Linked DNA regions of Mus musculus: region 1 is linked to region 2. Evidence: chromatin contacts called from ENCODE Hi-C or POLR2A ChIA-PET data. All regions are on one chromosome and are shown on one strand. Each heading gives the region's core, a stretch centred on a gene start or an enhancer-like site at or near the end of the contact. The rest is flanking DNA. Distances are from core to core; before and after follow the strand shown. Region 1 holds the start of Masp1 (mannan-binding lectin serine peptidase 1). Region 2 has its middle 16 kb from the start of Rtp1.

Region 1 (5,767 bases), core at 1,235-3,734, 75 kb before region 2:
TCCTACCTCAGTGCAGGCGAGCAGCCTCTCATCCGTGCATCTTCTCAAGCCCACATCATGTTCTATGTGCTCACACTCAATGAACTGATACCCCACAAAGAAAGTAGGTGACTTGCCTGAAGCTGCAACTACTGGGACTACAGCCCAGTGCTCCAAACCCCAGAGCAGCACGGCCATCCTCTCACACCTGGGTATGATGGAGACACCTCAGGGAGTCTTCATTAAAAGCATAGTGCAAGCCAGTGGGCAGCTGCAGGAGTCACACACCCAGAGCCTCCACTGCACCTCTGTGACTGTGTGCATTCCAGCAGCTCCAACCGAGCCTTGGCTGACACCTAAGGACGCCATATAGCAGAGCTGCTGCAAATTGCTAGAATGTTCACTCAGAATACCCTTCAAGTGTCTCCCATTGATCACTGGCAGTCTTTAAAAAGCTAGGGCAAGAAGCTATTTCTGGAGGTCTAATTGCTCTCTGTGACACTTTACAAGGGGTAGCTTATGGCTTTCCCTCTCAAACTCTTCCCTCTGTGCCCAGATCTAGAGTGAACGCCTTTCCTTAACATATGCTAACTCCAGAGAGGGTGGGCTCAGCTGCAGGGAGAATTGCCGGACTCCTTCCCCGGGCAAGGCCACTGTGCACTGTGTGCGTCTTGCCAAGTTCTTTCTCCTTTGGTTTGAAAACCCTTGTGTATTCCAAAAGAAATGCAGCCCATGTGTTTCTGATTCATTTACACTTAAATCATTAAAATGTTTTTTTGTGAGAGTTATTTGATGTCTAAAGAGCCTGACAGTCTGCTTAATGGAGATTTTACAGGGTTTTCTTTCTTGTCCTGCCTGAAACAGAGACCATTTCTCTCGGGCAATGCCTGAGTTCAAACCTCCCTCCTCATCACACACACTTACACTACATTATCAGCCAGAGCCTCATAATCATGCCAATCACACAAGGCTGGCACTCAGGAAAGCTAAACTGGAGAACTTGGAGGAAAGACAAGAAGGGGTTACAGTAAATGTCAAATCTTTGCTCCCCCCAAAATACGTCAAGGAGAGCTATCTCAGGGTGGAGAATGTGTTTGGCACCTTGATTCAGGTGGCAGGTGGCCTTCTGCATGACTGAAAAGCAGCTCATCCTCAAATTCTCACTTGTGCCTCGTTACAGTTTCCATTCAGCGAACAAAGAGATGGGATCTGAAACAGTGCTGTACGCAGCCAGGTTGGTCAGAAAACATAGATCACCGTTAAAGTCTGGATCAGCATCTAAAGCGCTTGAAATAGTTCAGGACTCGGTTTCTCTGTTAGTGGATGTATGTGGTTTGCAAACGCCACGTGCTCTGTGATACGTTACCGAGACGTGGTGTCATGGAACCCATGAGAGATGGACTTCTTCCTCCCTTCCTAAGTGTATGACCACTTCCTCTGGGCACTTTCTTTACTGGAGTTATAATGCTACCACAGGCCTGGACAAGGTTCTCGAAGGAACGAGTGGGGCCAGGGTTAGCGCCCAGTGGCTCTTCTAACAGCTGGCTTGAGGTGGCAATGGCTCCAGAAGTGGTAGTGGGATCCTGGATGCCTTGGCCAGTCCTATAATCTTGTTAAGACATCATTTTCCCACCTGGAAAAGATCCATCAGAGAGAACCCTCAGAAGTTTGTGGAAGTGATTTAGACAGCGTTTGTGCCTGGCGCTGAAATGATGCAGGTGAGCGGGCCCACCCACCTCACACGCCCTTCAGCGCAGGCTGCCACTTTTGTGTGTTGGGGTTATTACTGTGGAAGGGCCTCTGTCGGACTGAGATGTCGGACTGCAGAGATGATACTGTGGTGGAGTTACAGTAGGGGTTAGCTGTGGAGAGGGTTATATGTGGTGCTGTCTTTAGGAAGAGGGCTCTCTTATTACTCAGCTCAGCATAGATCTGCTGTACGTTTCTCTATGGGGCCTGAGGCACTGACAGCACACAGGCACAGTTCTTTCTAGATGCATGGGGCACCTGGCTCTCTGGCTTTGCTGAAGCCTTTTTCCCAACTGGGTAAATTAGATCTCTGCATGCTTGCAGTTAGACAGTGCCACGCAGCAGCCTTTCAAGTGGGGAGAGTAAGTAGCCAACTGCAGGAACTGGTGCTCCCTCACCAGCGGGGCCAGCCACGAGGTTTTCAGAAGGAAAAAAAAAAAAAAAAAAAACCTGTGGATGTCCACGAACAGGCTGAGGCTTGGAATCTGCCTTCTTTTTTATAATCTCCTAGAACTGCCTTTTTAGTTGGCTGTTTCTGTTTAATTGTTCTTTTGCTGGGGTCCTAAAGTAGAACAATTATAGCCATCAGGCAAGGGAGGCTGAAGAGAAATTACTCTCTCTCTCTCTCTCCTCTCTCTCTCTCTCTCTCTCTCTCTCTCTCACACACACACACACACACACCTCTAAGTCTCTCAGATTTTTTTCTCAAGGGCTGCAGTCCCTCCCTAGGAGGGGACTGGCTAACAGATCTTGCAAGGAAACAGTCTGTCAGGTCCCTCCGAGTGTACATAAGCTCAGACAGAGAGAGGAGAGAGGGAAAGCCAGAGGGAGAGGGGGAGAGGGGATCTGTTGCAGGCAGGAGAAGGCGTGACCTGAATGGAGAATGCCAGCCAATTCCAGAGACACACAGGGACCTCAGAACAAAGATAAGGCATCGCTGACACCACACCGGGGACTGGGACGAGCTCACAGACAAGTCTGGCAGAAGGAACCAAAGCCAGGAGCTCACAGAGCAGGAAAATGAGGTGAGTGCCTGGTCAGGGGACCGAGTGGAGAGCAGCCCGCTGGGTCTGACCTTGTCTCTAGGCAGACTCACCTGCTTATCCTCTGGGCGGCTGGGGATGGGGGAGTCTCATCAATCCTGGGGGCCCTGTCCCTGGGGCACCTTCCCAGGGACTCCGGAGAGTCGCAACTTGAAACCAGATAGTTTGTGCAAAGCCTGCTCCTGGCGAGGCTGAGGCTCAGATTTCTCTCTCTGCCAGCACAGGGTGCTGCCTACTGGCCAATGCGATCCTCCTCCTCCTCCTGCCCACAAGGCTGATTCTTCTTTTTGCTGCTCGGCAAAGAGCACTGATTTCTTTCTCCCAACACTTTGAGAGTTAGATAATGTGTTTGTGTGTTTATATTTTTTTTTTCTGACCGGAAAAGACAACAGTTCCCCCCACAGCCTCACTTGTGGTTTCTTGAGCCTTCAGAAGTTTGCCAGTTAAACCTCAATTTAGAAAACTAGAAACCTGTCCCCATTTTACAGTTCCCTATAAATTCTGCATTTCTCACTGAAATCAGAGGCAGCTGGTGACATGAATCAGGCTAGGAAATGCACCAAATGGCTCTTAAAGAGACACCACAGTTTTTTTAAGGAGCATGTGGGATTCAGAAACCTACCACTTTAAATTCTAATGGGCTTGAAGCTCTTCAACCTTCCCTGTTTCTTGTGTCCCTTCATGTTCCTCACCAGGCATTTCTTATAAGCTTTACCAGAGTCTGAAACCCCAACTATCCTAATTATTGTTATCACTTGTAAGTGTCAAAAAGAGCAAGGAAACACACTCTGGAGATGTGTTAAGTCCCTACACACCTATTTTCCATTCGCTTTCCTTTAAATCAGGAAAGTTTCTATTTGTTTCTTTTCTTCAGTCACCTGGTAACTTGCTCAGTCCAGGGCCAATAAAGAGTGAGCTTCCATCTGTGTAACTTTGGATTGCATTGACCTATGCCTAGGAGGAAGAGCTGTCTCTAAAAGTTCATTCCGTCATTCTGATCTTGTAAAGTTGTCCTTTGGTTTTGTTCATTTTTCCCTTCTTCTGAAACAATGGCTTTTCTTCCTTTGTACTGTGGAATGATATTCTGCCTTACCTGTGCCTCAGCCATCCCAAAAGCTCACCGTTGTATATGCTTAACCCTCAATTTAGGACAACCCTCCCAGGTATTTCGCTCAACATTGTGTCCTCGTTTCTGATCTCCATCCCTCAGACATGGCATCTCTTCCTTTGTTCTCATCTGTGGCCATATTTCTTGTCATCTCTGGCGTGGCTACTGATTTAAATGTCCACTTCCCACTTCCGAGGGATGTAACCAATGTCTTCATCTTTGTAGGTCTTCATGGTCATGTGACCAGCACCTAACATCATGTTCCTTTCTAGTAGAAATTCAGTAACTATGACAGAGTCGAATTCAATTACTGAATATCAAAAAGAAGTTCTAGGAAAGTGTCCTGCTGGCTGTCTCTCAGGGGTCTGGACTCACAGGCACACAGCACTTGAGTCACTTTCATGAGCATTGCTTCATCCTGGCTTCGGGTTTCATGTGACATAAGGATTAATGGGAACATGAGATAGAAGCCATTAAGCAACTTGCCCAGGGCCACACTGATGATCTGGAAAAGGCCCAGACTCATTCTTGTGTCTTTGGGCTCCAATCATTTTCCTGATATATTCTATGAGGCTCTCAATCCCAGCTGCAGATTACAATGGTCTATGGTACTCGAGGAATGCCAGTCCCCAGGCGATAGAACAGAGTTTCGTGCACAGGGGAGGGGTTCAAACATTAGTATTTTTTTTTAATTTCCACATAAAGCTATGGGGTTTTTTTTTTAATTATTTTTTCACAGGATTAATTGCTTTGGCCAGATGCCTGGGCATGATACGGGCATGGATCCAACTTCTTCTCTGAGCTTTTGTTATTCTTTTCTTCTGTTGGAGTTAATTCACCATATGGTATTTGGCATGATATGCCATCTCTTAGGATATACTTTTCATCGTCTGTCAAGTGAGGCTGGTGGGTAAGGGAGCTCTGTAGTCTCTTCCAACACTGAATCTTAAAAATGGAGTGTTGGTGGCGTGTACATTGAAATGAGCGGAGCAAATGGAGAAGCTAGGGCGTGCCCCTGACGCCACAGTCTGACTCTCCTAGCTTCTTTATGTGTCTCTGATGGCCTGCTCTTATCACGGAGACTGTGAAATCCCAGCTCTCTGTATCACTTTTGACATTTCAAACAAATGCAGCTCGACTGTTTTTGATCTGCTGGGGGAGAGATAACAGGTGTCAGGACTTATACAGCCGGTGCCTGGTGCAGAAGAAGTCAAAACAGGATTGCGATGAGAAGCGAACGCTGCCGTGTGCCTCCTTTGGTTCACAGCCCCTAAGGCAAGCAAGCAAGCATATGTTTCAGCCTCTCACATGAATGGAGATATCTGCTTCATGCATCTAAGTCTGTCTCGAGATGCAAAGAACAGAACACTCCACAGGCTTCTCGTGTACGCACATTCACCGGCTGCCTAACCGCACAGGGCCCCGAGGCCTGGGCTGAGGGGTCAGTCAGATGCCAGCCTCAGCAGAACTGGCCTGAGGAGGCTTTCTCCTCTGTGTGTTCTGGGGAAAAAGCACATGGGGAGAAAGTCGACCTTTCAGCCTTGTGCAATTCAGTTGTCACTATTGCAGGGAAGTTGGGCTTGTGAGCCAAAGCTCAGGCCTTTCAGCGTGTGGTGTGGCAGAGTCATCAGAACAAGCCTTTGCCCAGGGCTGGATACTTGAAGCTCATCCGAATGCTCCCGAGCAGACAGTCCTGTGGGAAGTCACCATTATTACCATGTGTAAGATGAGGAAACAAATGGAGGGTTCCCTCGACTTCCCCAAACTGGGCAGGAGAGTAACGTCAAGGCCTAGAGTTAAATCCATCCTCCCATGCTAGATAGTCTCAGTCCCAGTAAGGAACGTACATTTCCTCAGTCAGAAATGGGGTTCCTGGGCCTCGAATGTT
Region 2 (5,521 bases), core at 1,531-4,030:
ACATACTTCATGAATAAATTGTTTAGTGAGCACATAAACTGTGAGTGTAGACAAGTCTGCCGTGAAGAGACTTGGCCATCCCTTAAGGGTGAGCAGTGCATAAGAGTTTGCTTCCAGAAAGCATGGTATGGGGCTGGGTGTAGCTCAGGGGAAGAGCGCGTACCTAACAAGCACAAGACATCAGGTCCCATCCCCCACCACACACATGGAAGAAAAAGAACGGTAGGAGAAGAAAACATAGTTACTCCACGGTGCAGACAGCAGGGGACCGTACCTCAGTCAGGAAGTGAAGGTTGATCTCAGCAGAAGCACCCATAGAGAGGCTGAACAGGGCTCTGCATCTCTCTGTTCTTCTCCACAAACTCTGTAACTCGTATCAGACAAATTGCAACTGAAGAGTATTCTGAAAACCATCTGACCAATGCACCCCCAAACTGTTCAAGTCTCCAAAAAGGGGGACAGGGATGTTATTTTTAAAATGTCACAACCAACAGAAGCTTATAACGGGTTGTATTGTGCACCCACAGAAGATATTGACCCTCTAAACGCCAGTTCTTCTACGTGTGAATTATTTCGAAACAGCATCATTACCAATGTGATTAATTAAGAAGAGGTCATCCTAGAGACAGAGCAACTGTTATCCTCATAGGAGAAGAAGACACACACAGAGGAAAGCACCATGTCAGTAGGTACAAAATCCTGCAGGTACAATTTAGGTGGCCCAGGACTGCCACCAAGACCCCAGAAAATAGGAACAGATAAAGACAGGCAGCACCTTGATTTTAGGCCTCTGGCTTCATCACCATATCTTAAAGGCCTTTAAAACACTTAGTTTGAAACAATATGAACTAACCAGTACCCCCGGAGCTCGTGTTTCTAGCTGCATATGTAGCAGAAGATGACCTAGTCCGTCATCACTGGGAAGAGAGGTCCCTTGGTATTGCAAACTTTATATGCCCCAGTACAAGGGAATGCCAGGGCCAAGAAGCAGGAGTGGGTGGGTAGGGGAGCAGGGTGTGGGGAGGGGAGGATATAGGGAACTTTCGGGATAGCATTTGAAATGTATATAACGAAAATATCTAATAAAAAACCCACTTAGTTTGAGACACTCATATAGTAGACCTCACAAACAATTGCATCTTATATGGGATCCTGGAATGTGGGCCTGGAGGAAGCAAACACTAAGGAGATTCTAACGAAGTGTGGATTTGATTGTGAGCGATCTATCTGTGTTGGTTCGTTTATTATAGCAAAACCACTGCTCTAAAGGATAGACAGCATGTCCGAAGCAGATACTACTAGTATGAGAGACACCATAACTCTCTGTGCCATCGTCACAACCTTTATAAATGAAAAGCCATTCTAAAACAGAGTCTTTAAAAATTAAGTGACCTTCCAGGACTTGCAAGCAGTTTCTGATGAACTCTGGGGATTAATCCCTGGACAGGCACACCAACTTTTGAGAAATGAGGCAACACACAGTGGTCACAGGGGGACCTTAAGGACATAGACTCCTGGGTCCTTCTCCCGTCTGCTGTAAGGTTTGAGCACTGGTGCTTCTTAGAAGATGCCTAGATGATTCTACTAGGCATCCAGTCTGAGAATCACTGTTCCAAGTTATCCGGCCCATACGGCATGCCCCTCCCAGAAGAATATGAGAGCCAGTATTTCCCAGGCTCAGCCTTTGAGTCCATTTACTCAGATGAGAGGAGACAGAGATGGGGCAAGGTCCCCCGGTGTTCTAGACTGTGATCCAGAACATTTCTGTGACTCAGCAGCAATGCCATTGCTAGGGTATTTCTGCTGTAGTGTCTACTGAACAGAACTCTTCTACAGTAAGAAACTAAGACAAGGAAAGCACCTCAGAAACTGGGGAGCATCATATGGGGGCACAAGGAGGTGAAAGGTCCCTGGAAGGAAACTGAGTGACATGGTGTCCCTGGGTATCTAGGGGAAACTGTCCCTGAAGAGACAGATAAGTCAGAAGAAAGAACACTACACCATCTAGGGAGACCGAGTGCTGTAGGATTTATGAACGGCCCTAGAAGCTTTGGGTTTGGGTTAAGGAAAGACTTGAGCTTTGTGAACCAAGAAGATGTATGATCAGTTCATCCTTCAAATGAAGTTTCAGTGTAGAGAATGAACACAGATTCAAGATGGCCTCAGAACATCAGGCAAGAAATCTATTGTTCTGCATTGAAATCTAATCCATGGGAAGGAGAGTATTGGGCATCTGGAGTGCCGAGAACCTAGGGCCAGGCCTGAAGAAGATCTCATCCTCTGTGAATGCTTCAGAGAGCATTAGCAGAAGAAGAAACAGAGCAGGGACCAAACCCCAAAGGAGTGATGCTTTTCCAGGTCTCTGGTCTTTCTCTGCCTACTGGCATCACGCTTCAAGGAAGCGTGGGCTACTCTGAGCCTGAGACAAGGAGACAAACAGGGCCTTTGTAGTGCTCTCCTGCATCTGGTATGCATTGGTCTTTTTTTTCCCAAAGAGATCAAGAAAATGTCATTTGGATGCTAGAACACAGGCTCATTTCCCAGCAATGAGCTTCTGATCACAGGGAAGAAGCCAGGACCGTTTCAACATCAAGGCAGATCACAAAGGCTCCGAGGGAGTTCCCCCAGAGAAATGGGGGACAAAGCATGTTGCGACAATGAGAAGGTGTGTCTAGTCCAAGTGGTGCCCAGGGCATACATGATGAGTGACAAACAGGTCAGAACAGGCAGGGGTGCCCTTCCCCCACTGCTTCTGTTAGTCCTTTTGCTAGCCCCTACAAAATAAGAGGTCTCTGAAGCGTGGCTATGGATAGAATCCCCTGCTCATATGTTCACCCTTGGGGTGGCTGGCATAAGGCCTGAACACTGGAGGTTCTGAGGATGTCCATGTGGTTCTAATGAACATCATTTGAGAGCCACTGTTCTAGACTATTCTGCCAGAATGTAACCTCTGAAGAATGTGGGAGCCTGTTTGTCCCAGACTTATGACTTGGATTGAAGTTACTCAGTTAGTAAAAAAAAAAAAAAAAAACAGGGACAGAAGAGGCTGCAGGGTAGCATTGTTCAGAGGGGGGAGAATTTTTAGGAGATTGGACTTAGTGCTTTGGTCGGCGGGGCTGTGCCCTCAAAAGGTTGTGGTGATCCATTCACCGCCTTTTAGGATATTTGTGCTCACTCTAACACACACGTTCTACCGTCATCAGCCACTGCCTTAGATCAAAGAAAGTGCCATGCCCTTGAGCTTCTTAGAACCTTAAGCCAAATGGGCCTTTTTTTCCCCTAAATATCCTGCACCAGCTACTTTGTTGCAGTAACTTGATACTAACTGATGAGGAAGTTATGTTCTTCCACTCTATAGTGATAATCAAGCACCAATCAGAGCAAACCCTGGAGTTCTCAGGTTCCATATAGACTCAGCCCAGGTTCCAGGTCTCTGAAGCTGCTGACCCAGTTAGATGATGAGGACTTTTATCTTCCCTTGGGTTATTTATCATGTGACATTATTTTTCCCAACTCCTACAACCATGTGGCTTATTTAATCCATGTCCTTTAAATACCATACATGCTTCAGGCCTGCCAATGGGACCCATAACAACTGAATTTGTTCCTTTAAACAACTCCACAACATTTCTGTCTTGCTGTGACCTTGTGTGCTCAATTCCTAATTGGCAGTCTAGGCCTCCCACTAAGTCATTTTTATTTCAGTACATTTTTAAATTATGAAATACTTCAAACACACTGGGGGAAAAAAACATAGACACAAGTCCATGTCCCGCTCAGAAGTGATGAAATACTGTCCTGTGTGAGGAATCCCAACAGGGTTCCAAGCCAAGCCGTGAGATTGTGCCATGAGAGGAGGTGACTTGTGCCAGGGCAGAGAGATCTGCGGCTGACTGTGAAGACCTGGAGCCCGGTCCTAGCTCTATTTCTGGGTTCAGACATTCTATCATAAATGCTTCCTGCACCTCCATCTTCATGATCTCTCCTATGAGTTCCTCCATCTTCTCCACCTCTGTCTGGAGAGCCCCACACTCCAGTCCTGGGTACTCTTCCCTATCTGTGTGCTGCCACTGTCTCTGGATATTTAGCATCATCTAAACACAGATGACTCTGATTTTTTTCCCTAGCTTGCCCTCCCTTCTGATCTACTACTGATATCTTGTCATTTCTTTTTTCTTTTTTCCAATGGAATATTTTTATTGATTATTTGGAAATTTGACATAACGCATCCCAACCTCTGACCTCCTAAGTCTGCTCCCCACCTTGTAACCACCCCTCTCCACCTAAAAAGAGAAAGAAGAGTCCAATCTGTTTTACCCATAGATCCACTGAAACGAGGTCAAACTCACAGTGGCCAGCCCCTTAATGAAAACTGAGCCCGTCCCCACCCCCACCAGAAGCCATCAACTGTGGACAGCATCACTTCAGCATCCTTATCACACTTTCTAATAGTTCTCTTCTATGGCTTCTTGTCTAGCCTGCCACTTTTGTGGGGGTGGGGGTGGGTGGGAAGGAGTAGGGCTTCACAGAGAATCGTTCTACGTCTCTTTTTCTTACATTTGAGTCTACAGCATTCAATACCTCTGCAGAAGAAGTCCCCTTGCCCTCTACAACCAGCAGGTGTATGGATCATGGATCTCCACATGATTTCTGGTAACAGCACAGACCACAGGAATCAATCAACATCTCAGCATGGTCTCTGGTGTTAGTACATACTATGGACATCATTACTGCTCTCTACCGCAGCATGGGCCATGGACAACATCCTAGTCCTTGGTGGCAGCACAGGCCACAGACATTAACATGGCCTCTGGGACAACACAAACTATAGGGACCAATATGGTGCCAGAAGACAGCCAGGCCCATGAATATCGACATGGCCTCCTATGGGAGCTCAAACCTTGAAGATGCACATGCCCTTCAGTGGTAACATGCATGGACCATGGGCATCAACATGACCTCTAGGGGGGAGCACCAACCATGGGCATCCACACAGCTGCCAGCTGCAAAACTGACTAAGGGCATCAACATGGGCTCAAGTGGCAACACAGGCCATCCACATCAACATGACTTCAGGCAGCAGCACAGACAATGGACATCCACCTGGCCTTGAATGGTAACACGGGCCACAGACACCAACACAGCCCCCTCCTGCAGCAGGCCCAGCTGGTTCTGCTACCCCACTTCCTCATCATGATGATGACAGTGTCATCCCTCTGGAACTGTAAGCCCCCAATAAACCCTCTTTTCTGTAAATTTCCTTGGTCATGATGTTTAATCACAATAGGAAAGTAACACACACAATGATTGTTAAACTCCAGGGGCTTCCTGTCTATCATGTCAGCAGTGACCTGGATCTGTGACCTGTGCTTTATACACTCAGAGCTCTGCTCCTGGCTCTTTTACTGTGCCGTCATAGTGAGCATTTGACATTGCTCTGAAAGAACCTAGTGGGGAAACCCCCACTCAATTTCCGTTTGGCGCACACCCAAGAATCACGAACAGACGACCAACTTGATGT

Evidence for each region. Hi-C counts contacts between places; a loop is a spot of excess contacts on that map. ChIA-PET counts read pairs that join two places held with the same protein, here RNA polymerase II (POLR2A).
Region 1: a map of T-helper 17 cell shows a loop between it and region 2 (2.0-fold over the local background). The contact joins the promoter of Masp1 here to the enhancer-like site in region 2. A Hi-C loop is called at or near these places in 1 of 37 maps with a recorded cell type or tissue (T-helper 17 cell). POLR2A ChIA-PET finds 5 or more read pairs at or near these places in 1 of 5 experiments (Patski).

Annotation. Positions count from the first base shown.
Region 1 is chr16:23,517,532-23,523,298 of GRCm38, reverse strand. Masp1 (mannan-binding lectin serine peptidase 1) reads left to right here and starts at 2,484. Exons shown (of 11, transcript NM_001359083.1): 1 at 2,484-2,753. The coding sequence starts at 2,749. It also overlaps a transcript of Rtp4 not described here.
Region 2 is chr16:23,442,679-23,448,199 of GRCm38, reverse strand. No RefSeq gene overlaps it. Among named protein-coding and RNA genes, the nearest start is that of Rtp1, 16 kb to the right of the region's middle. Within about 2 kb of position 2,780, at least 1 of the 3 ENCODE cell types and tissues checked has a DNase peak (open chromatin) inside an H3K27ac peak, as active enhancers do.